Regions from separate parts of the Homo sapiens genome. Here all the other regions are linked to region 1. Evidence: chromatin loops called from intact Hi-C (ENCODE). Cell type or tissue: mammary epithelial cell. All regions are shown on one strand. Each heading gives the region's core, and the rest is flanking DNA. Links, peaks and the distances in the headings are about the cores only. Region 1 holds the start of LOC105371081 (a long non-coding RNA gene). Region 2 overlaps CLEC16A (C-type lectin domain containing 16A). Region 3 overlaps CLEC16A (C-type lectin domain containing 16A). Region 4 has its middle 54 kb from the start of SOCS1.

Evidence for each region. A loop is a pair of places that touch in the nucleus more often than their neighbours do. Peaks named below come from ENCODE experiments on the same cell type or tissue, not always from the same donor. Only the 100,000 strongest peaks of a DNase experiment are listed, where the experiment ranks them.
Region 2: a loop joins it to region 1, with 2.1 times the contacts of the local background. A loop is called at or near these places in 5 of 110 quality-filtered maps.
Region 3: a loop joins it to region 1, with 3 times the contacts of the local background. A loop is called at or near these places in 2 of 110 quality-filtered maps.
Region 4: it touches region 1 in a loop (8-fold over the local background); 7 of 110 quality-filtered maps call a loop at or near these places.

What each region holds. Positions count from the first base shown.
Region 1 is chr16:11,129,547-11,137,235 of GRCh38, forward strand. All of the region lies in intron 22 of CLEC16A (C-type lectin domain containing 16A), which reads left to right. It overlaps LOC105371081 (a long non-coding RNA gene), which reads right to left and starts at 5,504. Exons shown (of 2, transcript XR_001752081.2): 1 at 5,417-5,504. In mammary epithelial cell, for the core only: no CTCF peak of the experiment used is centred there; DNase peaks (open chromatin) are centred at 3,965 and 6,055; H3K27ac peaks cover 565 bases.
Region 2 is chr16:11,074,307-11,081,995 of GRCh38, forward strand. All of the region lies in intron 19 of CLEC16A (C-type lectin domain containing 16A), which reads left to right. Among named protein-coding and RNA genes, the nearest start is that of CLEC16A, 130 kb to the left of the region's middle. In mammary epithelial cell, for the core only: no CTCF peak of the experiment used is centred there; a DNase peak (open chromatin) is centred at 3,935.
Region 3 is chr16:10,949,676-10,957,364 of GRCh38, forward strand. The region is part of intron 1 of CLEC16A (C-type lectin domain containing 16A); the gene reads left to right. Among named protein-coding and RNA genes, the nearest start is that of CLEC16A, 9.0 kb to the left of the region's middle. RefSeq lists enhancers at 1-38, 4,303-4,372. In mammary epithelial cell, for the core only: a CTCF peak has its summit at 4,442 (motif pointing right); no DNase peak of the experiment used is centred there; H3K27ac peaks cover 160 bases.
Region 4 is chr16:11,198,576-11,206,264 of GRCh38, forward strand. No RefSeq gene overlaps it. Among named protein-coding and RNA genes, the nearest start is that of SOCS1, 54 kb to the right of the region's middle. RefSeq lists enhancers at 421-921, 2,689-3,888, 3,881-4,677, 4,711-4,790, 7,604-7,689. In mammary epithelial cell, for the core only: no CTCF peak of the experiment used is centred there; a DNase peak (open chromatin) is centred at 3,266; H3K27ac peaks cover 1,913 bases.

The DNA.
Region 1 (7,689 bases), core at 1,657-6,656:
CAAGGATTTCCAGACCACACTTTGAGACCCACTCCTGTAAATCACTGTGGCCTTCCCTGCCCCAGGGCCTTGCACTGGATGTCTGTACCCAGATGTTGGTGTAGCTGCCTCCCGCTAACGGCTCAGGCTTAGTTTGTGTGCCGCCTCTTCAGTGGCCTTTTCAGATCAGCTCCTGGCTAGGGTTGTCCCCTCCCGCCACTGCATTGGCCTGGTTCCTTTTTTTTTTTTTTTTTTGAGATGGAGTCTCTCTCTGTCGCCCAGGCTGGGGTGCAGTGGCACAGTCTTGGCTCACTGCAAGCTCCGCCTCCCGGGTTCACACCATTCTCCTGCCTCAGCCTCCCTAGTAGCTGGTACTACAGGCGCCCACCACCACGCCCGGTTAATTTTTTGTATTTTTAGTAGAGATGGGGTTTCACCGTGTTAGCCAGGATGGTCTCGATCTCCTGACATTGTGATCCGCCTGTCTCGGCCTCCCAAAGTGCTGGGATTACAGGCGTGAGCCACCGCACCCAGCCTAGCCTGGTTCCGTTTATCCACAGCACTGAGGTTCCTTACCTGGCTGATGCCTTTGTGTGCCTGGTCATAGTCTTTCTCCCCTGCAGAGAGGGTTGCCTGCGTGGGAACCTTCTGTGCTGTTTACCCTGCATCTCAGCGCCTAGCTCTGTGCCCCCACTTAGTATCGTTGAGTGAAGAATGAGCCTGCATTTGTTATCTGCTCAGCCTTGGAACAGAGCCCATCAAAGGCCTTCTCCCTTCTCTGAACACGGGAAGACAAGGAAAGTCCCTCTGGGGCCCTAGATACTTGGTGGTTTAGTCCATGGAACTTTGACAAGGGAACACAAAGGAACTGAGAACCGAGAAGACCTTAAGCAGCATCCCTCGGCTAAATTTCTGTCACCAAGCGAGCAAGATGTGTGTCCAAGGACCATGTACCCAGGTGACAGATTTAGGTTGGTTGCATATCAACTGAATTTCACCACCCTCCTCCTACTCAGAGTTTTACAGAAGCCACAGAGTAGTGACACGGGGAGCCGGGCAGTGGAGGGAGATTCGGTCATCAGAAACCTGGCCCAGGTTGGCCTCTGATACTGTGACATGTCACCATTGCCATCAAGGGCCCGTGGGTGCTGGGGCGTGACCACTTCCCACCCTCCACAATGGTGCCCCTCCCCATAGGCCGCACAGCGCATGGAGTCCTTGCTTCTGCCTAGATAATAATTCACAAGGAAGAAAACAACTCTGGCTGCTGCCTCGGGGTGGCTGCCAGACAAGGGTGTTTTATTAGGACACATCTTCCGATTTTATCTGCGGGCCCAGGTAATTGTCATAGAGCAGTTTGTCTCCCCTTTAGAAGCTATAAACGATTGTATTTGATGAAAATATGCCTTTCATTTCCTTGGATGAGATATTAAAGTAGTGTATAAATCAGGGCTAATAGGTGACTAGCCACTTTGGTGTATTTTTCTTCTTCCATTTGGCTCAGAAAAAAAAAATCACAAGTTCTATTTATTGGCTGGTTTTATGTTGATGGCTCTCACCCTCACAGAATGTTCAGCTTCACGAGGGATTGTGCGTGCGCCTGGCCAAGGAGGGGGGTCAGTGGCGGCCAGTATGTGGGGGTGGGCAGGCATGGCCAGGCCTAGACTCTAGCCTGAGCACTCTGTGGCTTTGAGTGCCATGTTGCTGTGGTTAGTGCCTCATGGACCTGGCCCATGGCAACAGCTGCTTCTAGAGATAGAATCTGTCATGATGGGCAGGGTGTCCAAAACTCGCCTGCAAGGCCACCCTTTCCATAAACTCCAAGTGGACCAGCAGACCCCAGAGCAGAAGCTGTTCCCCAGAAATGACCCAGGGGTGTCAGGGGCTACGGCCTCCCAGAACAGCCTTGCTCCTCACTCTGGGCTCCTACTGGCCCAGAGGCTGCTTCAGGAGGCCGCAGGGAACCAGAGCTGCTTACAGGTGTTACCCTGGTGGGTTGGTGGGTGTGGGAAGGGCTGGCAGAGCACACAGCTCAGAGGAGCAGCCAGGCAGGTTGACATCTCCTGGCCCTTGCAGATGAGGGCTTAGTGACATGACAAAAAAGTGACCTGTTCCCACCTGGTTTACCATCAACCGCTCCCCACCAGCCTGTTAACTCCGGGACAGGGACTTCTCTGCCTCTTCTGCTGCTCTCTCCTTAAAACCCACCAGCCCCTCCTGTCACCAGCCCCTCTCTGTGGCCCATGGTCCCATGCAGTCTGGCCCCTGCCCTCTTCTGGGATCAGCTCCCAGCCCTCTCTCCCCTCGGCTCTCTGCAGATGACACAATCCAGCCCTTCAGCCGCACTGGCTGGCTGGCTGTGCCTCACCAGGGCCAAGTGCGTCCCATTTCAGGGCCTCTGTTTTCGTGCTTCCCTCCGCCTGGAGCCCTCTGCATGGCTGGTTCCTTCTCAGCACTCAGGGCTCTGCTCCGATACCTCAAAAAGGGGCCTTCCCTGAGTGCCCAGGTCACCCTAGTTCTCTGCACGGCAGCTTGTTTTTAATTGAGGTGAAATTTAACACAACATAAAACTAACCACTTGAAAGTGAACAATTCAGTGGCATTTAGAACCTTCCCAAGATTGTGCCATCATCCTCTCCTCTAGTTCCAAAACATTTCCATCCCCTCAAAAGAAAACCCCATAGCCATTAAGTAGTCATCGCCCACCCACCCCCCCCGCCCCCGCCCCCATCCAGCCCCTGGCATCCACTAATCTGCTTTCTGTCTCTATAGATTTACGTAGTCTGGGTATTTCATATCAATCATACAATCCATGGCCTTTCATGCCTGGCTTCTTTCAGTTTGCATCATGTTTTCAAGGTGCATCTATCCTTCTTTTAGCTGAATAATATGCATTATATGGATAGACGTTGTTTTGCTTCCACCTTCATCCATCAATGCACATTTGGGCTGTGTCTGCCTTTTGGCTATTGTTGAATGGGTTGCTGCGAACATTCGTGCACAAGCTTTTGTTTGAACGCCTGTTTTGTTTTCAGTTATTTCTGGTATATACCTAGGAGTAAAAAGTAGGTCATGTGACAATCTAACTTTCTGAGGAATTGCCAGACCGTTTTCCCATGGTCTTCATAGTCCTTAGCTTTAGCTGAAATTGCCTCTTGTATTCCTTGTTCTCTGACACTATCCTGCACTAGAATGGAAGGCACTTGGCCAGGGGGTGGGTACAGGGTTGTGGGGAACCTCGTTTGTCTTGTCCTTGACAGTGCTCATGGATGCCTATGAAGTAGTTGCTCAGTGAATACCGATGTGTGGGCGGATGGATGCATTGGTGGATGGGAGGCTGGGGGACAGAGGATGGGGCTGGAGGAATTGTTCAGTCTTGTTTTCCCAACAGACTGTAAACCCCTAAGGCCAGGGTATTTCTGTCTTATTCAGGTCTGGTACCCTGTGCCAGTTGGTGGTGGTTTGGGTGTGAGCTGGCAAGTTGGACTTCATCCCTTAAGGGCTAAGCTGGACTTTATTCACTTCCTGTCCCAGCTTCCTACTGGGTTTGGGGCTCCAGCTGTCTTGTGGTAGATATTTAACTCCCCTGTATCACCTGAGGTCAGGAGTTCGAGACCAGCCTGGCCGACATGGCGAAACCTCGTCTCTACTAAAAGTACAAAAATTATCCCAGTGTGGTGGCGGGCACCTGTAGTCCCAGCTACTCGGGAGGCTGAGGCAGGAGAATCACTTGAACCCGGGAGGTGGAGGTTGCAGTGAGCTGAGATCTTGCCATTGCACTCTAGCCTGGGTGACAGAGTGAGACTCTGTCTCAAAAAAAAAAAAAAATTTTTTTTTTGACTCTCCTGAGTATCTGGGCCATGCCTTGCTTTTCACCGGTGTTATCTTTATCAAAGGCACCTAAACCGGCAGGGTCAGTCACGTGACCCAGAGCACTTAATAGTTCCGTGGAAAAGCCTCGCCGGTTCCAGAGGCAGCCCTTGGCAGCTGAGTAACTTAGGAAGAATGCAGAAATGACAGTGTGCTATGAGCCAGCTGAGCTGACCGCAAAGCCTCTGACCGCCATCCAAAAAGGCAAAAAGAAAATTGATGTTTCATTCATAGACATCAGTTCAGACCTCCCCTGAGAATAACGTCCTAGGTGCTAATGTCATCTCATGGTGGCATTTTCCAGGAACTAATTTTTTAGTCCTCTTATTTTTCTTGTTTCTGATTATAAAACTGGAGCCAGTTCTCTCCTTGTAGCTCCCCAAGGCAAAAAATACCCTTTCTGGAGTCACACAGGAAGAAGGACCTGGGGCTTCCTCCAGCTTCTCCAGCCCGGTCTTAACCCTTTCCCAGCCTTCAGCTCACTGCTTAGAGACTTGGGCCAGCAGGTTAGTGAGGCGGGTCCGTGAGTTATGGAAATTTGATTCCTACCCTCAGGCCTTTTATAAAGCAAAATTTATTGAGCTGCTAAGCACTTTATGCATTATTCTTGTTCGAGCTTCCCAATAGCCCTCAGAAGGAAGATGTTACCATTTTCCCTTTCAGCAGGTCAGAAAGTGGCCTACCCAAGGTCACACCAGATACCCTCCCTCCAGCGTCAGACCCTGAGTCCCACCACCATGCTGAACCAACTTTTAATTCATAGCTAATGTGAATTCCCCTTTTCTGATTTTTTTTTTTTTTTTTTTTTTGAAAGAAGGGCCTAACAGCAGCCACCTAAGGCCTCACTGGTACCAGGCAAAACTACGTTGTCGGCTCCAACTCTAAGCATATTTTAGACAGAAAAATTTGTATCTATTTCTGGAAGTGTGAGCTATAATTTGGAAGAATTAACCATGTTGGGCACTTTATATGCACAAATTCTATCCTCCCGACCACCCTGGAAGCTGGTATCACTTGCTCTGCCTCACAGATAGGAAACTGAGGCTCAAAGCAAGACTGCAGAGCTCACATGAGATAGGCTGAGATCTGTACCTCCCCTTCCTGCCTCTAAATCCCATTTGCTTCAAGGCTGGCATTGGTGCAGGTTGAATATTCCTTATCCAAGATGCTTGGGACCATGAGTGTTTTGAATTTTGGATTTGGGGGAATTTTGGAATATTTGCATTATACTTACTTACTGGTTTAGCTTCACTAATCTAAAAATCCGAAATCTGAAATGCTCCGATGTGTGTTTCCTTTGAGTGTCATGTCGACACTCAAAAAGTTTTGGATTTTGGATTTTCAGATTTGGATTGCTCAACCTGCAATGACTGAGCTACTTCGCATGGCAGCTCTGCCTGTCTCAGAATGTCAGAGATCAGTAGGATAGGCCCTCCTTAGAGAGGGGCCTCAAGGGATGCCCCTGGTCTAGACAGAATGTTCCCTACTCCCCTCTTCCGTCATCCACCCTGGCATAGGCCCACATCCTCGTGCCCCAAGACCCACTTCCAGTGTTTCAAGGACAAACCTGCAAAGCAGCAATCCAGAAAGATGCTCCGTCCTGAGACCACCACTTCCAAACCAGGCTAGCGGTGCAGGGCTCGTTCCTGCACAGGTTTGTCCCTGGTGTGCATGAACAAAAAGCAGAAGGATGACTTCAAAATCCTGCCTGAACAAAAGCAGCAGGATTTGAGCCCCTTTCAAAGCTTTCTGGCAATTGCCTCTAAGAGATCAGCCTTCAAGTGGTGGGGCAGGGGTGTGGGGAACAGATCCTACTCAAAAATCAGCCCTGAGCTGAGTCCAAGGGGTCTCCTGTTTGCCAAGCCTCTTTTCAGGGCTCCAGAGCAGCTGTGGAGAGAGAGAGCCTCAGGGAATCTGGAGCTGGGCTCACACAGCCAGAGAAGGAACCGCGTTCCCGGATCCGGGCCTGCAAGGTTTCCCCACTCACAACATGCCCCCCAAAGACACTTTCCCAATAGACACAGTAGCACTTGTCATGGGGAGCCCTCTCTCGCTAAATATGGACACAGTAGGCAGGGCCAGCCATCTTGCCCAGATGCTTTTCTGGGAGGTGGAGGGAGGGGAAGAAGAGAGTTCCAAAGAACTGAGTGTTGCTTCACTCTTTGGGGTCATTACCTAACTCATACTGCCAAAGCGACTGTATGCCCGGGAGCCTTCTGGTCATAAGAGTGTGTCAGATGGCAGGGAACACTCCCTGGTTGCTAATAGAGAAGCCCGTGCAGTAGGTGGGGGGAGAGAACAAACCCCATATGCAATCTGCCATTTGACCTGGGCCATGCCTTAGAATGTTCTGTAGGCTCGGGTGGGCCCGCAGCAGGGCAGCCATGCCGGCAGCACAGCACAGGCCAGTGTCAGTGGCAGAGCGGGTGGCTTGGCCACACACCCCGTGTGCTCACCAGCACGGGCCTGGCCCCACACGTAGGATAGAGCTCTCCAGCCTCATCCTCCAGCCTCCTAGTCAAGCACATCTAGTGCATAACAGAAAAGACTGGAAGACACCAAGAAAAGATCGAACTTACCAAATCTTCCCACCCCAGGGTGTCCATGATCAATCCCAGCATCCTTTTTTTCATTGTTTTTCCTGTTCATTCACAATGGGGTTTCTTTTCCCAGCAGCAGAGTATTTGCCCAGGTGAGAAGCAGCAGAATGAAAGCACCCAGCACAAGCCAAAGAGTATGGGCCCAAGTCCCAGCCTTCCACCTCCACGGGAAAATTGTTAGGTGGCCTTGACCCATTTGGTTCACCTTGTTGGATCTCAGTTTATTCATATAAGAAACAGGGATGATGCTCGACAATGTGAGTGGACTTAAGAACTGAACTGTACTCTTACTAATGGCTCAGATGGTAGATTCTGTTATGTGTACCACAACCGAAAAACAAAAAATGGGATACAAGTGTCACCTCATTAGGCTCTTGTGACATAAAATGAGTTCATTCACCTAAGTGCCCAGAACAATGCCTGACCCATATAAAACGTGCAGCAAAGGTTAACTGCTCTTGCCATTTTGTTGTTGTTGTTGTTGTTGTTGTTGTTAGTTAAGGGCTGAGCCTTGGGACCCCAGAAAATAGGTTCCTTTTCTACACATTAATCAATTAGCACGAACAAAATTACGAATGCAGTAGTCCTTCTGCTGTCAATTACAAAGACATGCTGCAGTGGCACAGAGTTGCTCTTTCACAAAGACTTTCCCTGGGCGTTGGTAAAACACCGGGGTGTAATAGAGCAGGCAGAATTTTCCTCCTCACACAGAAGAGATCCTGTAATCTGCCTGAGGCCCCACAGCTCTCAGAGGCTGAGCCAGGGCTGGAGAAGAGCACAAATTGGGCCTCCAGCCCAGCACACATCCTGTCCCCTGGGGTGCTGACTGCCATCATTGGCACTGCGCCCATCTGAGCCAGGCAGTCCCCCGGAGCCTCACAACAGCTCTGGGAAGCTAGTGTCATTCCTCAGTGCCCAGTGTTACCAGCTCACAAGTGGCCAGCCAGGGCTCCCTGGTTTCCACTCCGTGAACCGCCATGCCCTCCGTTCTGAAGCATATTCAGAGGCAGAACACCTGGAAATCAGGTGAGCTTTGGGAACCCCACATATTCTTGCTGTATTCTACTCCATCGTGTGAACCAAGAGTACAGAAGTCATCAGAGAGCATGACTTGCATCTGTGTCTCAAGTCTGTATCTAAAGGAAAAGTCCATAAAATCACCCAAGGAAACATCCTAAGCCTTTTCTGTTGGTGTTTTTTTTCTTTGCTTCTGAATCATTTGTTTTATCAACCGCAAGTT
Region 2 (7,689 bases), core at 1,472-6,471, 55 kb before region 1:
ACTTCTTCCCTGTGTACTTGATGAATAATGTTGCTGGCCACTTTTCAGAAATGAAGTAGAAATATGGAGAAATGAAATTTGTATCCTATAAACTGACTGGAAATGGGATTGTAATAGAGCTGTCAGTTTTGTTCAAGTGGAAAATTTTTAAGTAAATCCAATTGCAGTATTATTTGGTTCTTTTAAAGGAGAGGGTGATGTAGCTGTTTCCTGTGTATTGATTATTTGATTGGTACCTGTCTGCTGGACCTATTTTTTTTTCCTCAGTGGCATTCATTGATGTGGTTTAATGTATATTCCTGTAATCTTTCCCTGTTTTATAAACTTACAATCATAATTGAGCCACATTAGAGAGACATGTTCTGCTGAGATCACAAGGTCACCTAATGACTGTGCCCTCTTTTGTTGTTGATGTATTGAAGTGGCTCTAGGACAGTTCTTCTGAAAAACACACACACACAAATTATTCTTTTTTCCTTTACAAAGCAGGATTTCTAGATTCAATTCTATGCATTAGAGAAATGAGGCATTTGAGTAGTGGAGACTGTTTGAGCTTTTTTTGCCTATTAAAATTATTGTTTTTAAGCCAGGCACAGTGGATCATGCCTATAATCCCAGCACTTTGGGAGGCTGAGGTGGGAGGATTGCTTGAGCCCAGGAGTTGGAGACCAGCCTGGGCAGCATAGTGAGACCCTGTCTCTACAAAAATTTTTTTAAAAATTAGCAGTGAGTAATGATTGCACCACTGCACTCCGGCCTGGGCAATCGAGCAAGACCCTATCTCAAGAAAAAATATCTATATTGTTTCTGCTGAAGGCACTCTACAGTTGAAATACTTTTTCAAAATACCAGTCCTTCCCACACATTTGGAAATGGGACCATGGTTTTGATTTCTCACAAAGGAAGGGACTTAGTGGCTTAGATTTGCTCAAAAAGCAGTAACTTCCGAGGCACATCAACCCTTGGGATGTGGACAGCTTCTGGGTGCAGCTGCACCAGAGGGCTTCCAGGGAGGGGCAGGGGTCCTGCTGGCGGTTGAGTCCCAGCCCAGCACTGTGACCTTGGATATGTCTGTGTGTGTGTGTGTGTGTGTGTGTGTGTGTGTCTGTGTGTGTGTGTGTATGTGTGTGTGTGTGTGTGTGTGTTTTGAGACATGGTGTCACTTTGTTGCTTTGGCTGGAGTGCGTGGCATAATCATAGCTCTCTGCAACCTTGAACCCCGGGGGCTCAAGGGCTCCTCCCACCTTAGCCTCTAGAGTAGCTGGGACCACAGGCATGTGCTACCATGTCCAGCTAATTTTTAAATGTTTTATAGAGATGGAGTCTTGCTATGTTGCCCTGGCTGGTCTCAAACTCCTGGGCTCAAGCGGTCCTCTTGCCTCAGCCTCCCAAAGTGCTGGGATTACAGGTGTGAGCCCCTGCGCCTGGCCTTGGCATGTTTTTTGACCAGGGGGAGGATGAGGTGCTTGGGAGGATGAGATGTCAGGAGGATGAGACGCTGCCTATCAGTGTTTAGCACTGTGCCTGGCGTCTTGATAGAGCCCAGTTGACGAGGGCTGGCAAAGAAGCTGGTTTTTGGGTTTCTCATCCAAACCCCACTACTCCTCTGTCAAGAAATGATCACTCTAGTTATTCAGCCAAACCTTGGAATATCCTTGTTTCTTCTCATCCCTGTGACCAAGCTCTTAGCAAATCCTGCCAGCTTAAGCATCACATAGATAGAGAACCCAGCTCCGTCTCACTGCCTTTAGCTCCCCTGCAGCTGGTGGGGATTCTAGAAAACTGGGACTAGGGGGTCAGCTTCCTCCTCTGCCCTTTCCACACCAACAGCCAGTAGAATCCTTTTAAATAGACGTCAGACCCTTCAGTGGTCCTGGCTTCCCATTGTGGTGTCAGCTCACTGTGCCATGTGTGCCCCCCATCTGCTCCTCACTGTGCTAGCCCAGTCATACGGAGCTCAAGAGATTTCCCCCTTGGGCCACCGGCTTCAGGGTGCCCCAAAACCCCCACTCTGCCCCACAGGGCTGCCAAAGCCAGCCTCCTTGACAACATCTGGCTGACGGGGAGGGGAGGGCAGTAAGAGCCGCCACAGAAAACAGGAATTCATGGGGGGAGTGGGGTTGAGGATTAACGTTGAGTTTCAAGACATCCCTCGCTCCAGCCCACTCTGTGAGCTGTCTGGGGCTCCGCCTACACACAGCTCCTCACCCTGAAGCTGCTGGGTTCCCCTGCATCACACGCCCACCTTCCCCAGTGAACCCAGCCACCAGATTTGACACAGGATCCGGTGATTGCTCAGGCCTCAGGAGGGGAGGGTTGCCTTCTGGCCCTGATATCTGATCAACCACAGAACACCCAAAACAAATCTCTGAACCAGTGACAGACAGCGCGACCTTTAAGGAAGGTGTAAGTCAGGAGAAGGCCATCTCTCCTATACATCACCTCTCCCAGCCCAGGAAGCTGGCCTGCCAATTGCCCCAGAGTCTGGCCCAGCCACTGACCAGGTCCACCCTGCCCTCAGCCAATGCACACTCTCCAGCCCACCCCAGGGCCTGCTGGGGAGATCAGGAATCGAAGAATGGAGCAGCACTTCCTCCCACCCTCTTGTAGGAGGGAGATGGGTTCTATTCAGATTAGGCAGAAACGCTGAAAAGTATTGTGACCTTGAATCCTAAATCCCCGTTAAAGTTGAGGCTTAGGAAGCACCTGAAATCACAAGGACTGATCATTAGAATCTATTTAAAAACAAAGAGCAGGGCCGGGCACAGTGGCTTAGGCCTGTAATCCCAGGACTTTGGGAGGCTGAGGCGGGAGGATCACTTGAGCCTAGGAGTTCAAGACCAGCCGAGGCAACATGGAGAGACCTTTTCTCTACTAAAAAGGTCGGGCGTGGTGGCTCATTCCTGTAATCCCAGCACTTTGGGAGGCTGAGGCGAGCGGATTGCCTGAAGTCAGGAGTTGGAGACCAATCTGATTGACATGGTGAAACCCTGTCTCTCCTAAAAATACAAAAAAATTAGCCGGATGTGGTGGCATGCGCCTGTAATCCCAGTTACACCGGAGACTGAGGCAGGGGAATTGCTTGAACCAGGGAGGTGGAGGTTACAGTGAGCCAAGATTGTGCCACTGCACTCCAGCCTGGGTGACAGAGTGAGACTCTGTCTCAAAAAAAAAAAAAAAAAAGAAAGAAAAGAAAAAACATTAGCCAGGCGTAGTGGCGTGTGCCTGTAGTTTCAGCTACTTGGGAGGTTGAGGCGGGAGGATCACTTGAAACCTGGGGAGATTGAGGCTGTAGTGAGCTGTGATCGAGCCACTGCACTTCAGCCTAGGGGACAACGTGAGACCCTGTCAAAAACAAAAAGAGCAAAATCCTGATTTAAGACTTAAGAACTCTGGTGGAGGGTGTGAGGGGTCTCTGTATTGCTGGTGACCAGCACAATGCGTGGTGCTGCAGGCGGCCTGGACAGATTTTTCAAATGAATGTCAAATGTTGTTCATACTTCTAAACTTTTAAGAAATGTACAGAATATGGCTAGGCGCGGTGGCTCATGCCGGTAATCCCAGCACTTTGGGAGGCTGAGGCAGGCGGATCACTTGAGGCTAGGAGTTATGACTAGCCTGGCCAACATGGTGAAACTCCATCTCTACAAAAAAAAACGTGTGTGTGTGTGTGTGTGTGTGTGTGTGTGTGTGTGTGTGTGTGTTTAGAGAAATGTACAGAATACTGAGCTTGGGACATGTAAAAGCATAAATTTTCATTTTTACTTTGACCTGCCTGAAAATAGAAGTGAAAATGTGTTTGCCACAGGGGAACCGCTCTAGGGGCATCTGATTTGCTCCTAGGCCAGGCCAGGACAGAGCTGTGACCAAGCGTGAGGGTGGGTGGTGCGAAGGCCCTGTGGTTTCTGGCCCAGCAGGACTTTGAAAACAATCTGTACCCAGACCTCACTCCAGAAGGTTCTGAGTCACTGGCTCCGGGGTGGGGCCCTGACATCTATATTTTCAAATGCTCCCTAAAGGATTCCATTGCATAGCCAGTGTTGAGAACCATGGGATTAGACAGAGTGAGGAATGTTCTGGAACTCAGCACTCAGTGTCTGCTTTGCTGCTTTCCATGAATTCTAGTTCCCTCTAGGAACTCTCCTTGCCCACCTGCTAATCAGCCAGAGGCCATCAGGAAGGCTGGCTTTGGTAGCATGGTACAGCAGTCACATCTCTCTAAGTTCCAAAGTCAGTTTCTCAGGTGGAAACCACCTGCCGTCCCAGTCACCCTCACAGATCCCTCATGGGTGAATGACATTTCTCAATGAGGAGTGGGTCCGGCACAGCCAGTCTGAACTGCAGGGCTGCAGTAGACCCCGTCGTTGAGCAGGTTTTAGAGGAAGAGGTTGGCCATGTCAGATGAAATCCTGGTTTCTTTACCAGGGAGAATCATGCTGGGCACTTTGAGGGGCGCTCAAGGGATAGGCAGGAAGAGCCAAGCCCATGAGGGAGGCAGATTCCCATCTGCCCCTAAGGTTCCCTCATGGGTCTGGCAGCCCGAGAGGCCTGTGGTATTTAAGCTGTTTACGCTTCTCTCCCTCTCCTCTCCACTTTCCTGCATCCGTGTAGTTGAGTTTGTGGAAGTTAAGCTTGCATACAGTGTGCCTCTACCTGACTTGAAGACAAATCACTTGCCCTCTCGAGCCTTGGGCACCTGTCTTGAGAGGAAGGGCCTGCGTAATAGGTTGGGCCTCCTGGATGCTCCCCAGCCCTGCAGCCCTGCAGCCCCACACACAGCTACATGTGTGCTCAGAAGGTAGCTGAACCCATTCTGTGCTTGGCCTTGTGTATAATCACTTGCATGGGCTAGGCAGGAGATTCCCTTGCAGAACTTGAAACTCCCTGCAGCACTGAAACTCCAGCCATCCCTATCTCTTGTGGTTGTTCTGAACCAGTGCCAGTCTTGGAAATGGCCTGTTTTGTTTCAGGCAGTCATAAAAATGCCTTAGGAGTAGAGACTGTCCAGGCCAGAGTCAGCCAGCCAGACCATGGAGGCTCAGAAGTTGTTGGGGCTGAGCTGGCCTCCCCCAGTCCTCACAACTTTTTAGTCATTTGCTAATAATTAAGAGCCAAAAGTTCTCATCCCATCTTCCCTCCAGCCTTTGGACTGACTGGGATGCCACCATTTTTTATACAAGGTTCAAGGTGAGATAGACTTTCTTTCCTTTTCCTTCCAAATTCTCATGTAGAAAAGCCGCATGCAACTTCCTGGTTTTTCAACTTGGCACATCCACATTATCTTTTTGCATTTATCTTTTTTTTACTACCTATACCCTGGCCTTTGAATTTTATAATACACTTTGCATTTTTCTAAATGCAGTTGGGGTTTTCCAGAGCTGTGCAAAGCCAGGAAATATGCATGTCATTTAAATGACTCCGGTTAACCTTTAGCCTTTAACTGGTTTCTCATAAAACTCGACTCTCTCCCAGCTATGGTTTGCATTCTTCAGAGCAGCAAAACTGATGAACATCTACAGCTTTCACTGTTCCCTGCTGGGCCCCCTTCCCTTTGCTGCCTCCAGTCTGATGAGCCATGCTGGCAGACTCTGGGAAATGTGAGTCCCAAGCAGTGTCTAGCAGAAGGTTCCAGACTAGATTGATGCAGCCCCTGTTGCCACTTCCTGAGGTCTCCCAGGGCCCCTGGCTTCAGCGGCTTCCCTTCCTATCATGGCATCTTGTTCCTATCATAGCACAGTAACCATAATAGATCCCATCTGTTTCCCACCAGAAACACAAGATCCAGACTGCAGATTGCACACTTGACTGTAGACAGGGACTCTGAGTGTTTCCTCACCCACTCCCGTGCGCGTCCATCCATCATTTGCTGAATGGTAGGCACTGTGCTAGCCACCAGAAACACAAGGACAGGACAGAGCCCTCCTCCCTTCAGGCATCTAGCACAGTGATGCACTTCAGCAGGTGGGTGCAGGTGCTCTGCTGGAAACTGCAGGATCAAGAAGAATACAGAGTAGTTGGGCCCTTGCTGGGGGTGGGTGGGTAAACAGGGACAAGAATTGCTTCTGGGCGTCCGAGCCTTTGAGCCAAGGGTTGTTCTGAGCCAGTGTGAAGCAGCAGACAACCTGGGGAAGGGCCTTCCAGGCAGAGGGGGCATCTGCAGTGAAGACACACAGGTATGTTTGGCTACCAGGTCAGTAGCCCGTGTCTGGAACATTGGGCGGTCCATTCGTTTCATATGGCTGCTGCTACACATTTCTACAACACCCAGTTATTCTCTTACAGCTCTGGAGGTTAGAAGTCTGCCACGGGTCTCACTGGGCTAAAGTCTAGGTGTTGGTCCTTCCCGAAATCTCTGGGGAGAATCTGTTTTCTTGCCTTTTCTGGATTCTAAAGGTCGCCTGTGCTTTGGCTTATGGCCCCTCCCTCCATTCTCAAAGCCAGCAGTGGCAGGATGAGTCCTTCTCACACTGCATCACTCTCACCTCCTCGTCTGCCTCACTCTTTCACTTTTAGAACCCCTTCTGATTAGATTGGGCCTGTCCAGGTAATCCAAGATAAGCTCCCCCAGCTCAGGCTCTTTGATTCAGTCACACCCATGAAATCCCTTTTGTAAGGTAGCATGTTCACAGGTTCCAGGGATTAGGTCGTGGGCATCTTTGGGGGCTATTACAGCCCACCCCAGGTGGGATGCAGAAACTGGCAGCAGATGGGGCTGGAAGGGTAGGCAGAGGCTCTGCGGGACACGCTGCAATTGAGGAAGCCTGGAGAACTAAGCAGATGAACAGGCAGGCAGGAGACAGCTACCCCTCAAATGCTCTTCAGTTGTATGGCCTGGGCCCCACCTCCTGCCCTGTCCTTGGCAGATCCCTCTGACCTTGCAGCCCCGGTGCAGGGTGGAGGCATGCCCAGTGGGCCCCTGGGTCTCAGAAACAGCAACCTTTTGTCCTTTTGTCTGGACAAAAGAGCCCCACTTTGTTGGTACAAGTTAAAATTCTTCCCTCAGCCCCCTCTCCACTCTACTCCCATCTCTAGGGTGCCCCTGGTCTGAGCCCGCTGATGTTCCCAGGTTGCCTCCTCTGTCCTGGGCACCCAGCCACATCCTGCCCTTCTTGCCCGTCTTCTCCATTCACCCATGTCCTTGTTGCTGTGGCGCCTCCAGGTAGGGCTCCTCCAGGTAGCCCTGGCTCACGTCTCCCCAAGCTCTCCTTTCCTTTTTGCACTAAAAGGCTCAAAAATCCTCCTCCATGGCCATCTGACCCTTCCACTCCCCTCCCCACCTAGTCACAAGGTACCCACTCCCTGGATTCCTCAAGCCATAGGGCCCTATCATTTCTTACAGGACAGCAGTTCCAAGCCAGGAGAGCATAGGGGTTCTCTCCAGCCAATTTGAGCCAGGAGGAATTTTAACCAAAAGCCCAAGTTGGCTTTTGAAAGAGGCCTTTCTCCAGGAAAGGATTAGAGAGTTCCAGTCATTAAATGGTCCGCTGCAGAACGCTAGTTCTTGACTAAAGTGGTTGGTTTTTAAATGAAATGAAATAAATGTGCCTTTTTGTTTTTTCAATAAATGAGAACAAAAGTAGCCAGGTGTGGTGGCATGCACCTGTAGTCCCAGCTACTTGGGAGGTTGAGGTGGGAGGATCGCTTGAGCTTGGGAGGCAGAGGTTGCAGTGAGCCAAGATGGCACTACTG
Region 3 (7,689 bases), core at 1,354-6,353, 180 kb before region 1:
AGGGAGCCACTGAAGGTTTTTTAACTACAGAAAGGCTGTGGTCTGGCTGAAGCTGGCAGAATGGATTGGATGAGGGGCAGACTGGAGGTGGGCCTCCACATGTGTTGGTGGGGCGGGGAGCAGGGGCTCTGCTGCCGTCCCCTGGTGAGTTACGGTAGCAGCTGCTGTCATCCAGGTGTATCTCCTGTTGGTGGTCCACTCACACACATACCTCGCCTGCCCACTTGAGGTCCCCTGCTCTTTTCCTCCTGCCCATCCAAATCCCTAGCTCTATCCCGAAAATGCCAGTTCTTCCCTAAAAATTGCCCTGGTGACTTCAGCCAACAAGAGTTTTGCTGTCTTCTCTAACTTCTTCTGTGCCTGTTCACACTGTCCCACACAGTTAACACATTATTATATACTTCTCATCGCCAAAGAGTGGGTCGGCTGTTAGCTCCTGTGCGTTCTTAAAGTTTCATCTCGGCCTTGAGTTAGACCCTCAGGAAGCTGGCCGGGGTTCCTGTCCTTTGGCTATCAGACATTGTCTTCCTTTGTTACATATCTTTTTTGTTGTTTTCTCCCAATTTGAACATAAGAATCATGAAAGCCTGTATGGCTTGTTCAGCTGGGTACTGGTATGCCAGCACAGGACGTGGCAGATAGTAAGCAATCAACAAATATTTGTCACAGGATGAACGAGAGGCAGACCTCTGTTTTCAGAAAAGGCCAGTCTTTTCCCAACAACTGCTTGTTCTCCCCAGTTTAGTCACAGCACCTGTGCCACAGCCATGACTTTCTCTAGGGCTAAAGCCCTAAAGAAAGCTAGGGTATAGCCCTGCCTATACCCTACACATCCCCGGCCCAGCCTCACTTGCCGGCCCTGTTTGACATCTTTGGGGGATGATTCACCAGGGGAAGCACAGCCTGTGAACACCTTCTCTAATCCTCTAGCCTGATTCCACCCTCCGTGAAGCTTCTCCTTGTCCTGCTGGCCAGAAGGCTGAACACTGACCAGATGGTGGTTTTCAGGGCACAGAGTGGGACACACTGGGGAACGTCTGCAGGGCCTCTGCCCGAGTGCTGAACAGGCCAGACAGATACAGGCTCTGTGTCTCCCATCCCTCTACCACACCTGAGACATTGTTATTTGGAGCTGTGTGGACATTGGGGGGTAAATTTCTAACCCCCAGACCTCCTATCATTCTGCTTATCCTTTCTCATGCCCCACCTTGCAAATGTACATTTCAAAATCTTGAAGGAGGAGCATCCTAATAAGCTCATTATGGTGCAAGGCATAGCACGTGCAGAAAATGCTGTCACTGAAATGAACTTGGACCTAGTATTCCTGTCTCTGAAATGGACTGAATTGCTAATTTTTGAAGGATATGGGGCATTATTAACTGTAGTGGTTTAACCTGTGAAATTAGTGACTCTTGAGAAAGCAGAGGCTATTGAGGCCAGATTTGTTTACGTCTGTCATCCTTGGTGATGCACCTCGAGTGTGTTGGTTACAGTTTCTCTTCTCCAGGCATTTCAAACTCTGAAGCTCATCTGTCGGTGGAGAGTTAGCTAACAGGCAAAGCTCGGATATTGAGACTGCATCTGCAGAGCTCCTGCTGGGGATATGAGAATACTGGCTCTTTTCCAGACAAATGGGAGTTAGAGCCTTTTATAAGGACTTTCCATAAGATCTGATAGTATTTTCATGCCTTTTTGGTTTATCTATTTGGTGTTTTTTTAATTTATTTTTTGTGTGTTAGGCATTCATAACCTCATGTAAATTCTTGGCCAATAAAATTGTTGCTTACTTCATTGTTTGCATTTCTGTAGTCCTAGAAGGGTTGTAATCATGGGGTCTGGAGTTCAGTCTGCCTGGTTGTAACCTAGGCACCTCCTGTGCTGCACCAGGGCCCTGGGCAGATGCCTCAGCTCCCAGAGCATCATCCCCAAAGGGTCGATTGTTTCTGGGATTAAACGAAGCACTCAGACAGAGACTGGCAGTAATAGGAAGCTTCATCTGTTTTACTGAGGTACATACATAGTTTGAGAAAACACGTTGTCATTCTAACAGTGGTTATCATTGTAAGAGAAACATTTTAATTTGCTGCCGTTAAGTAGCAAGGTAATTATTCTGTCCTTTGAAACTTTTCTGAGATAAAGACACAGCTTTCCATACAAAGATGGTCATAGCAACATTGTTATCACTCACACAATTAGGAATCTTAATGCCCTTCAAAAGAGTTGCTACTGTGCTTGTCCTTTCAGTGTCATACTGTGTAGCCATTACAGATATTTGCAAACAGTTGTCAATAACCAAAAAAAGTGCTTTTGTTTTAGCTGAGGTGGGAAATAAGATTGGCACTGAAATGGATAATGCAACATGACCTCAACTATGTAAATATCCATAGCAAAGAAAAAGACCCGAGGAAATAGATTGCAACTCCAGCAGCAGTCATCTCTAGGCACCACGGTTGCCGTTTCTCTTTCATTGTTGTCAAAGTTTCCTACTTCTCTAAAGTGAATGTTACATTTATAATCAGAAGGTTTTATTAAAATGGGCCGGGTGAGTTGGCTCACACCTGTAATCCCAGCACTTTGGGAAGCCGAGGCAGGCAGATCAGTTGAGGTCTGGAGTTCAAGACCAGCCTGGCCAACATGGCTAAACCCCATCTCTACTAAAAGTACAAAAATTAGCTGGGCATGGTGGCCTGCGCCTATAAACTCAGCTACCTGGGAATCTGAGGTAGGAGAATCGCCTGAACCTAAGAGGCGGAGGCCGCAGTGAGCCAAGATCACGCCACTGCACTCCAGCCTGATGACAGAGCAAGACTCCATCTCAGAAAATGACAACAACAACAAAAAGTTATTAAAATGTTTATATCTCTGAGGTGGTTGAATTACCTAATCTTCCAAAGCCCTGGAATTAGATACACCATTAAAACATTAAATCTTAATCCATTCAGCCTTTCCCCCCATTACATTCAAGCAAATGTATATTGAGCATCTCTTCCTAAAACACTGTGTAAAACGGTGTGCCAGGGCATTGTGGGACAGAAAGACGAGCAAGGTGAAGGTGTAACCCTCATTGAGCTTTGGAGCTTGCAGTCTACTGAGTATTTCTGTATACCAGCAAAAGACATTTAGAAAATGAATATTTGAAACAATATCATTTACAATAGCATAAAAAAATGTCGACTACCTAGCAGCAACTCTAACAATAGATCTGCAAGATTCCTGTCAAGTGAGCATGGAAACAAATGCTGTAAATATCAGAATGTTACACTATTGTAAATATGTCAGTTCTCTCCAAATTTAGCCATAGATGTAGGGCAAGTCTAAGAAAATTTTAGCACGTATTTTTGTGGAAATGAAGAAGGTGATTTTTGAATGTATATGGAGATTAAAAGGGCCAAGAATAGGCAATATTGAAAAACAGAAGGAAAGAAGTTGGAAGACTTAATTACTATATGGCAAGATTTACTGTAAAACTGCAGTAATCAGACAGTATGGTCTTGATACAAGGATAGACAAATAGATCAATGAAACTGGAGTATCCAGAATGAGACCCACATGGGTAGTCACCTGATTAATGACAATGGTGGCGCTGGAGTGCAGTAGAGAAGTGAGGGCCTTTTCTGTAAATGGTGCTGGGTCAAGTAGATTTCCATATAGAAAAACTTAATTTTGGCCAGTACCTCATATCCTACACAGAAATCAGTTCCAGATGTACTCAAAGTCAGAATGCGAAGAGTAAAACAGTAACTTTGTTAGAAGTAAAAAGCATTTCCTTATAACCTTGGGGTAGGTAAGAACCTCTTAAGCTTGATACAAGAAACACCATCCAAGGGAAAGATTAATAAATTGAACTACATTAAAATTAAGAACCTCTACTCATCTAAAGACCCAGTATAAAGGGAACGAAAAGGTAAGCCACCATCAGAGAAAGTATTTGCAATATTTATCTCCAGTAAAGGGTTTGTGGTCAGAGTATATAAAGAAAAGCAAGAAAAAGCCACACAGCCTAATTTTAAAAATGGGCAGGCTAGGCGCGGTGGCTCACGCCTGTAATCCAAACACTTTGGGAGGCTGAGGTACGTGGATCACGAGGTCAGGAGATCGAGACCATCCTGGCTAATACAGTGAAACCCCATGTCTACTAAAAATACAAAACAATTAGCCGAGCGTGCTGGCGGGCGCCTGTAGTCCCAGCTATTCGGAAGGCTGAGGCAGGGAAATGGCGTGAACCCAGGAGGCAGAGCTTGCAGTGAGTGGAGATCGCACCACTGCACTCCAGCCTGGGCGACAGAGCAAGACTCCGTCTCAAAAAAAAAAAAATGGGCAAAAGACTTGCACAGGCACCTCACAAAAGAAGATATTCAAACAGTCCATAAACATATATGAACAGGCACCCGGTTTCACTACTGGAAGAAAGCCCCCACGCAATATCACTGCATACCCAGCAGATGGCGCCACCGACCAGGGCAAAGAACACCAAGTATTGAGAGGCCAAGAAACAAATGGAGTTCTCAGACCTTTCTTCCTGGCCACAGGTCTGTGGGCGAGCTACTGAACGTCGCCAAACCTCACTTGCTGTCTTGTCCTGTGCAGTGGCAACAGTGTGCACATCTTCAGGTTACTGTGAGTCTGTAGGTCACATGAAGCCCTCGCAGAGAACCAGGCACGTGGGGGCTCCTAGAATCTTTTTTTCAGGACTTACCGCCCTGCCCTCTCTGCCTATAAGGGCCTTCTGGTAGTTACTAGGTCTTTTTCCCCCAGAAATTATTTAATAAGGGCAACAATAACAATAGCTAGCACTTGTATCATACATAGTAACTGCCAAGTTAGTTATCTGTTATCTCCCAACACCACCAAAATAGGTAGATACTAAAGTATTCAGGTACCATTGCTGTTTACATTTTACTGGTGAGACAACTGAGGTGCACAGAGGGAAAGTAACCTGCTCAGGATCACCCAGCTAATAAGTGATGGAGGTGTGCTCAGACCCAGGCATTCCAGTGTCTGTGATTAACCCTATGTTCTAATTATACCAGTGTTTGTAATTAACCATATACTCTAGTGCCTCTCAGGAAATACCAGACTTTCTCTACTTCCTGCTCTGGTTTCGCTGAACCTTCCCATCACGACTCCTGCCCTGAAGCCCTCTTTCCCTGTTTGAATCTAGCCTGATCTCTTTTCTACCTTCCTGGAATATTCCTTAGATAATGTAGTAATAATGTGAATAACGGCCCCCACCACAATGACCATAATCTAATCACCATGGCAGCCAAGCCTGCTTCTGTTGAGCCCTTGCTCTGTGCCAGGCGCTGTGCTTGGCTCTTTCTGTGCATGGTCACGTTGCCTCTCTGGAACAACCCAGTGAGGAAGCCTTGACTGTTCCCACCACTGTGTAGAATCTGAGCTGCAGAGAGGTGAAGCGCCTTGTCCAAGGCCACAGTTAGGAGGTGGCAGGGCCAAAGGTCAAGCCCAAGTCTGTCTGCCAGACTCCGAAGCCTGACCTCTTCACCAGAGCTCTGTGCTGTCACTTGCCGTGTCTGGCGTTTGGATCCCTGGCTATGTTCAGTCGTGTATGCTTTGATCTAAGTTATGTTTACAAAGACCATCCCCTGCCCCATTCAGCATTTATTGAACACCTGCTGTGTATCAGACATTTGGAGTGTATTGGGGTCAGCAAGATCAATAAGGTGATGGTGCTGACCTTGAGGAGCTCAGGTCTAGTATGGGAGGCAGATCTTTGCAAATGAGGGTGGGCTGTGCAGTAGCAAATATGTGTGGGTACAGAGGTGCCAGTGAGGAGGGAACAATTAAATCCACCTGGGAGGGGGGCATGGGGAACGCTTTACCAAGAGATGCCCGAGCTGGGTTTTGAAATGTAAAAGTTTGCTGGATGACAAGGACAGCAAGGGCATTCTAAGCAGAAAGCCCCATCAATTGAAGTCATGTGGTCCTAAAGAATTTAAAATTTCTTCTTCTTGTTGGGGATCTTCAGAGCAGACCCACCCACCTAAGCCACCGTCTCCCATTGACCAGGAGTATGATGTGTGATGCTAATAGATGTACACAGAAGAGAGGAGGGAGAATCTGCCCTTCTCCCATATTGCCAACGATGTCTTGTCACTGGCAGGGTGTCAGGCACATGGGGGCCTGCGTGGAGAGTGTCACTGATGGCCACAGCTGGAGTGGTGCGGTGACTGTCAGACTTCAGTGGGATTGGGGCCCTGCACCAAAAGTCCAATTCAATGGGTCTGGGACAACTTACAAAGGTGATTCTGATGCAGGATGCCTGGGAACTGCAGTTTGGAAAACTCTGCCGTTTGAAACTCTTGGGGAAGATGCACTTGAGGCAAGATGAAGATGTAGATTTGGGAGTGGGTCCTCCAATGATTCATCCCAGGGTGGTTCAAGTGCTGTTTGAGTTACCTAATTATAGAGGGAAACTGGGCCCATGCCCCCTCCCGCAGCCTTTTGGTAGATTTGGGTACAAGTGGTTGAGGATTTGTGTTTTTTGAGGGCTCTTCTAATTACTGCATATTAAAAATTACATGCAATTTCTAATAAATTAATTAAATGCTTGATTATACTAGGTCTTTAAAGCATAACAAACAGTATTCGTAAATAAACCCTAGCCCCTTTAAATAGCAGATTGTTCTTTATTGTTTCATCTTCAGGCTGCTTCCTCTTTATGTCTTACCCGTTTTTAGAGATTGTAGATGGGACAATCCTATCTAGACGTTTCCTTCCTTGCTCTCACCAGACCCCCAGCCCTGAAAACTGAAGTTAGCCATAAAAGAAATCAGGAGAGGAGGGCCCTTTTCCTGAGTCACTTCCTCTTGGTGTCTGCTTTTCCTTCTCAAGCCTGAGCTCCCTTGACAGGTGAAGTTACCTGGGGCTGTGGGCCCTGGAGAAGCCATCTTAAAAGCCGTGCCCGGTGGCACTCCCAGGGCATCCAGCTAGGCTTCTGGTCCCCGCGCTGCTCAGGACTGGCCTCGGTGATTCTTTTGGTCTCCCCCACCAGCAAAGAGGCCTTGAGGACTGGAAGGTGTCTACCTGTCTCAGCTCCAGCACCTGGCATTCAGGCCTGTTTGGGTAGATGAAGTACAGCACCATAGCCTCTGCAGCCCTTATTTATTTATTTATTTATTTATTTAGACTCTCGCTCTGTCACCCAGGCTGGAGTGCAATGGTGTGATCTCGGCTCACTGCAACCTCCACCTCCCAGGTTCAAGCAATTCTCCCTGCCTCAGCTTCCAGAGTAGCTGGGATTACAGACTTCGCCACCACACCCAGCTAATGTTTGTATTTTTAGTAGAGACAGGGTTTCGCCATGTTGACCAGGCTGGTCTTGAGCTCCTGACCTCAGGTGATCCACCCACCTTGGCCTCCCAAAGTGCTGGGATTACAGGCATGAGCCACCGCTCCCAGCCAGCCCATTTAACTCAGTGAATTTAACAATCTGTTCTCAGCAAATAAGACCATTGCCCTTGGGCTGCAAACCACCCAGATCATTTGAGCCATAAGTTCTGATGGGCTCACTGCACTTGAGAAGGATTGTGAGCATTCCAAGGGGAATTGCATGTGATTTTTGTCCCAGCAACTGCTGTGGGACCCAGCCTTCCTAAGCTGTGGCTCCATCTCTCTAAACCTCAACATTAGCCTGGCTGCAGGCCCCGTGTTAGGCATCCAGCCTGAGCT
Region 4 (7,689 bases), core at 1,014-6,013, 68 kb after region 1:
GGAGGGGAAAAAGGAGAGGAGAGGGACCAAGTGCTTTTCCTACAGTTTCTGTCTCTCCCACTGTGCCCCATGAAGTGGGTGCTATCATTGGCTTAATTGTACAGATGGTGAAACCGAGGGTCAGAGAGAGAAAGCAAACTGCCCGAGATCCCAGAGATGCTTAGGACTCAGGTCCCCCTGACCTCACAGCTCAGGCTCTCAATCGCTGACCCTCCATCCTCACTGCCAAAACCTGGATGCCTGCACAGCCTGGGCATACAGAGGAGCTCCACGACAGGGTCCCCTGTGGGCTTAGGGAGTGCTGAGGCCAGGCATGGAGCCCTTTGTCTGGCCGGGGGACAGACTGTGACGAGCAGGACCCTGCCCACTTCTGTGAAGGGAACCTCTAGGGAGCTTATTCCTAGAAGGAAGGGCCACACCCAGTATTGACTTGCCATTCACAGGTGCCAGTGACCGGGTGTGTCTCACCACGTGTCTGCTTCTGGGGAAGGGAGGGAGTGGTTAGGCAGACTCAGGCAGTGGCTCCTGTGTGTCCCAACCCCCTCGGCTACAGCAGACAGCTTGGGGACTGGCACCCAGGGGGATGGACTGAGCAGGAGGCCTGGATTCTGAGTCTCCTTTCCCCCCGCGCCACCCTGCATCAGACAGGGCTCCTCTGCCCCTCCTCGACATCACCACCTTCTCCATGCCTCAGTTTCCTCATCCACACCTCGGACACAGTAATGCTTCCTTCCTGGCATTAAGCAAGTGAAATGATGAAGTCATGTGTGGGGCCTCTAGGGCTCCAAGGAGCCAGGTTTTGATCCTGAGGGCAGTGGGAAGCCATGGTGAGGTTTCCAGGGAGCTAGTTAATACAGGATCAATGAAACTGATTTTAAAATATCTATTGATAAGCCCCCACTGGGTCTGGTGCCTCATGCCTGTAATCCCAGCACTTTGGGAGACCAAGTTGGGAGGATGGCTCAATTCCAGGAGTTTAAGAAGAGCCTGGGCAACATAACGAGACCCCATCTCTATCCAAAAAAACAAAAAAATTAGCCAGGCATGGTGGCACGCACCTGTGGTCCCAGCTACTCAGGAGGCTGAAGCAGAAGGGTCACTTGAGCCCAGGAGGTTGAGGCTGCAGTGAGCTGTGATTGTGCCACTGTACTCCAGCCTGGACAACAGAGCAAGACCCTGTCTCTAAAAATTAAATAAATAATTGCAATTTATTTATTTATTTATTTATTTTATTTTATTTTATTTTTGAGATGGAGTCTCACTTTGTCACCAATCTTGCTTCACCACAATCTCCGCCTCCCAGGTTTAAGCATTTCTCTGCCTGAGCCTCCCGAGTAGCTGGGATTACAGGTACGTGCCACCACACCCGGCAAATGTGTGTATTTTTAATAGAGACAGGGTTTCACCATCTTGGCCAGGCTGGTCTTGAACTCCTGACCTCATGATCCACCTGCCTTGGCCTCCCAAAGTGCCGGGATTACAGGCGTGAGCCACCACTCCCGGCCACAAATGTTTTTAAAAAGCTCAAAAGAGACCAGGCACAGTGGCTCACGCCTGTAATCCCGGCACTTTGGGAGGCTGAGGCAGGCGGATCACCTGAGGTCAGGAGTTCAAAACCAGCCTGGCCATCATGGCAAAACCCCATCTCTACTAAAAATACAAAAAATTAGCCAGGCACAGTGGTGCACATCTGTAATCCCAGCTACTCGAGAGGCTGAAGTACAAGAATCCCTTTGAGCCTAGGAGGCGGAGATTGCAGTGAGCCGAGATCACGCCACTGCACTCCAACCTGGGTGACAGAGCGAGACTCTGTCTCAAAAATAAAAAAAGTGAAAAATAAAAAGCTCAAAGAAAAGCAAATTCAGGGGTCACTAATAAAAATGGAACTCAAGGTGGAAGGGTGGGGTGGGGAAGGGGAAAGGGACTCAGACTGGCCTTGATCCCTGGTCATGACTTTCGTGGGAGCAGGAACAGAAACCCCAGTATGAAGGCAGGACCCTGAAGGGCTTCCCCCATCCCATGGGAAGGTACATCACCCTCTGCCCAGCCTAGGAACAGCCCGAGATTGGATAGCGGGAAGTCTAAGAAATTGAAAGTCTGAGCCTGGGAGTGTGGGGGTGGGGCAGGGCAGGGGAGACTGAGGTCTGGGTTGATTCTACTCTGGGTTGCTGGAATCTCATGCCGGGAATTCAGTGTGAATGCAGGTCCCCAGCTGGTGAAATCCCTGGAGTATTACTCAAACTCAACGCATCCCTTTTGGGAAACGTCTCGTCCTGAGGGGTGTGGGAGCCCAAACGTGCACAGGCACACGCAGCAAATCTCCCCGCTGAAGATGAGCTCACAATAAAGCTTAGAAACCACCAGAAAAATCCACCACACGGGAGAATCCACAGACAGAGCATCAGGCACAGCAGGTCCATCTGGGTGGTCTGTGCTGGAGTGGCTTATAGATCTGATGTCAATATGAAATCGCAGCTCTGTGGCTGCAAAACCCCCTTCCCGTTTACACCCCCAAATCCTCAGTCACCACCGCTTCTCACAAATGCCTCATGGGAGCATGAGTTTTGTTTTGAGGGATACAGGGAAGAACTGACATTTCTGCTGGGGTCCACGGGATTGAGGAGCAGAGGGAGCCCATGTGCAGAGGTGGGACTATAGGAAATCCGGTCCAGTTCCGTACATTTGGGAGACTGGGGCTGGAGAGGCTGTGAGGATGTGAGTCCTTGGAAATTAGAGATCTGCAGGGGAAGGCTTGGCTTTCCACAGGGGATGGAACTCAGGTTTGGGGGCTCTTACTTAGCCTAAAGAGACACTCGACTCTCCCAGGGTCAAGGGGAGGAAGCCTGTGCTGGACCCAGGTGGTGAGCTGAGGTCCCTGCTCTCGTGGGGTGAGGCTGGCCTGGGTAACTTTTACCTGGCCACGTGGCTACAGGAACACAGAAGGGGAGGCACAGCTTTGGGGGACGGTGACTTTTTTTTCTAGAGACAGCAGCAGGTCTGGATTTGAATCCGGACTCCACAGGGCGTTACTGAGTTTTCCCATGCCTCAGTTTTCCTCTCCATGTAATGGGGGTAATAATAGCTCTTCCTCCAGGGCACTGAGAGGACTGAATGAGAAAACCCACTTGACAAGGCAGCTGGCCCAGAGGACAGGCTGGGCGAATGGTCATGGAGTTTATTACTAATGAATGAAGGGCCGGACCCACAGATGAGTCACACAAGTGAGCCACTGATCGATCTGATAACAATGAATGGACAAATGAAAGAAATGAATCAATGAATGAAATGCTCAGGGCCTGCCTCCCAGCACCACAGAGAGGGGACCTGGCCCTGGGGAGGGGAAGGAGGGCAGGAGAGGCCCACCCCCTGAGTCAGCTTCCAGCAGCTCCAGCTCAGAAAAAGTTCAGCGGCCAGGTGACGGACACATGGCGCACACCTGTGACGCCCCCCTTAATCACTCCCCCACATCGTGCCAAGGGGATCGAAGGATTCCCCTGAGTCATCTTCCTGCAGGCCAGCCTGCAGCTCCTGCAGCTCCCGGTTCCTCCCCCTGGCCCGGCAGAGGGTGATTAAGGGCTTTTTGGGGGAAATGACAGTTAAAAGACTCAGCAAGGAGTGTCCAGCCTGGCGAGTCAGGGGCTGTGGGCAGGACTCAGGAAGGGCCCCCTGGCCCCTTCCTGGCCTCAGAGGGAGCCTCGTCCGAGTGGCAGGGCTTGCTGATCCTTGAAGTGGGAGAGGGATAGCCCCATCCACCACAATAAGTAATAGGAATGACAATGAAAAGTTTGTTGGGCCAAATTCTGTGCCCAGGGCTGCTCGTTTGTTTCTTCATTTAGTCCTCAGCTCCCTACCGAAGGCAGCCGTCTGCTGAAACCATAAGAAATTGCTGATTGCCTGTCTGATCTTGACCCACAAAAATGGCAATCTCATGTGTCATTCGATCTAATAGTCCCATTATTCCTATTTTGCAGAAAATCACGGCTCAGAGAGGCTGAGCAGCCTGCAAAGGAGAGCCAGGGATGCTGCCACCCAAGCCTGGGAGAGCCTTGGGGTGCCCAGGCTTGGGGCTGAGGGAGGCTCCTGGTCTGGGAACAGAAGTGCCCAGGGGACACTAGAGCAGAGCTAGGCTGCACCTGCCCCCTGGGGGAAGGGAGGTGGGGCCAACACTGGGGACGCAGGGCTCCCTCCTGGCGATCCCCAGGCTGGGGGAATTTGGTGCTGGGGATTTTGAGCAGTTAGAGGCTGGGTAGGGGCTTTCTTGCCTTCTGGCTGGGGCCCCGTGGGAGTGGGGGAGTTGGGGCTGCATCCATCTGTCCATCCATCCAGGGAGTCTCTCCAGTGGTGGCCGTCACTGGGGCCGTCTGCAGAGCCTCTCTGGGGCATTAATTTAACATGCAAAGGGGAACCCAGGGAGAGGGCAGTGCTGAACCCAGAGGGAGGGGGTGGGTGATGGTGGCATTTTGGGCAGACTTCAGTATGGTTTTCTCCCCAGAGAGTGTCTTTCTAGAACGTCTTTCTAGACTCCTGGGACACTGGTGTAATTGGCCTGTGAGGCCAACCAGCCCCAGATGTTTCTGGGAATTTGGAGACCTGCCCCCTGCAAGGGACTCAGATGCTTTCCGTGGAAGGGGCCAGGGAGGGGAAGAGGCACCAAGGTCTCACTGAACCGTCGTGGTCACTCTGAACATTCATGCCACTTGGCATGAGCCCTTCACTCTCCAGACTGTAAAATCAATACCTGGCCCAAATAGCAACAACAAAGAGCAACAATACCCCTTACCCCATCCACGTGGCACCTCCTGTCTGTCTCCAGGGCGCTGCGCTTCATTAAGCACCACACACCCAAGAGCTCAAGGGAGTCTCATGACTAGGCATCTGCAGGGGCTCCTCTGTTTCTCATCTTTCAGGAAACCAAGGAAAAACAGAGAGGTTGAGTAACTTGTCCAGAGTCACACAGCTCTAAGAAGTAGAGTCACCTACTCCAGAGGCCAAGGCAGGAGGATCAGTTGAGCCCAGGAGTTCGAGGTCAGCCTGGGCAACATAGTGAGACCCCCATCTCTTTAAACACAAAAAAGTGGAGTCAGAAACCAAACCGAAGGACTCTGGACCCTTGTACTCTTGGCTGCACACATCTTACCCTCCTGAAGAAATGTTTGCTGAGATTACAGACTTGGTTAAATTCATGACAGTCCATCTATGCCATGGGGCCATTAAAATAGTGATTTGGAGGCCAGGCGAGGTGGCTCACACCTGTAATCCCAGCACTTTGGGAGGCTAAGGCAGGCAGATCATCTGAGGTCAGGATTTCAAGACCAGCATGGCCAACATGGTGAAACCCTGTCTCTGCTAAACACACAAAAATTAGGCGGGCATAGGCCGGGCGCGGTGGCTCACGCCTGTAATCCCAGAACTTTGGGATGCTGAGGTGGGCGGACCACAAGGTCAGGAGATTGAGACCATCCTGGCTAACACGGTGAAACCCCATCTCTACTAAAAATACAAAAAATTAGCCCAGCGTGGTGGCAGGCACCTGTGGTCCCAGCTACTGGGGAGGCTGAGGCAGGAGAATGGCGTGAACTCGGGAGGTAGAGCTTGCAGTGAGCTGAGACTGCACCACTGCACTCCAGCCTGGGCGACAGAGCAAGACCCCATCTCAAAAAAAAAAAAAAACAGGCGTGGTGGTACATGCCTGTAATCCCAGCTACTGAGGAGGCTGAGGCAGGAGGATCGCTTGAACCCGGGAGACAGAGGTTGCAGTGAGCCACCACTGCACTCCAGCCTGGGCGACAGAATGAGACTCCATCTCAAAATAAAATAAATAAAATAAAATGGTGATTTGGAGTATTGCTTCCCTGGGAAAATGCTCATGGTATGTGTATCCTTAGAGGAAAAAGCAAGTTGTAAGAGTTTGGAAACCATAACCCCATTTTGTTCATTCAAAAATTATTTGCATAGAAAAATGACCAGAAAACAGTTACAAATTACAATGTTGGCAACGATGATGCTGAGGAGGAAGAGCAGGGGCCCATGGAGAAGGACAGGGTCCATACCACCAGGTATGTGCCACCACTTTTTCCTGTGATGCCAGGAAAGGGGGCATCCCCATTGCTAGGGGTCTGAAGACCTGGAGTGAGAGAGAGAATGGCTGTGCCCATGACTGGAGGCTCAGGGCTCTGAGAGGTGGAGTCAGGGGTCTGTGGGGGAGGCAGTGGGTGATCCCTCAACCACGTGGCTTGTCCTTCCCACGCCTGCAGAGAAACATTGGTCACCCTGCCTTTGCCCCAGCTGGCTGCTTTCCTGGGATGTGACCTTTCACGTTGGTGGCCAAACCTGTCCATCCTTGACACTAGCTCAGACATCCCCTCCTCCAGGAAGCCTCCTCAGATGTCACTGGCCAGGCATTTGCCTTCCTTAGTCTTCTGGATCCCTAGTCTAGGACTGAGTGCTTCCTGCCTCCTCACTGCCTCTGACTTCTCTGGGGGGTTGATTTAACACGGCCACGGGGGCTTATTTCCATAACCCCAGCCTCTGCCACAGGAGCCGCTATAGGGTTGAGCTTTACATCCTCTCAGTGGGCTCGTGACCCCGTCATCCACACCTTCCCTTTTATCGGGTCCCTTTCATGTGGTGTCTCATCGACTCCTTACCATAGCCCTAACGGATGGACATCGCTATTCATTCCCATTCTACAGATGCAGAAACTGAGCTTCAGGGAAGCTGAGGAGCTCACCCTGGGTCATACGGCCAGCAAGTGGCACAGTCAAGATCCGAACCCAGGTCAGGCTGTGTCCACAGGGTATCTTGGACAGGGCTAAACTTCCACCACATTGTCTCTTCATATAATGTTGAAATCTGGCTTCTCTTTCAATAGCTGCCCCAACGCGGCCGGAGCACTGGGACTAAGGCAGACGTGAGCGCTAGTATCGCAGTCACCAGCACTGCTACAGCGCCTTCCCTTTTAGTGCCTCCTGTCAACGCTGAGAGGTAGTCACAAGTATCCCCATGGCAGATGTGGGAGGACTGAGGCCCATGAGGTCCAGGGCTCCAGGGGCACCTGGCTCTGATGAGGCTAAACTCAAGCTTGCCCCTTCTCTGCACCCCAAACTCCTGGTTTCTGGACCCAGCTCAGCACGTGGAGCCTTGGGTCACACCCAGCACCCAGTGAACGGCATCCGAGAAACACTCTTCCTGCTGAAAGCCTGGCTTTCTGGAAGGGAGCTGGGGGAAACTGGGAGAGGATGGAGGGGGGCCAGGTAGCAGATAGCCACACTCCTTGCGGCAGGAAGTTCTACACATCATTTCTGGGAACCAGGATAGCTTGGCAGTAACTCGGCGCACTTTGACCCCAATAGAGCACCCAGCTGTCACTGTTGACAGCCCCCCTTCCTTCCCAGGGGATGCTGCTGAGCTGCTTGGAGCCTTCATGTCGGACATCCAGGTGGGCCTGGGGACAGCCTTGGAGCTCCCGGGCCACCTGTCTGGCCACCACCGGATGGAGTGCCCAGATGGGGCTTCTGCCAGCTGTCCAGGAGGCAGCCCAGGCTGGGACATCCAAGCTGAGCCCTGAGCTGGCCTGGCCTGGCCCAGCCCGCACTGATGAGGCAATGTGAGTCCTGTTTCCTGTTACTGTGGCTATGCAAATGGGGGGAAATCAGGGCCTCTCCTGGGGTAGGCTTCCCGGAATGATGG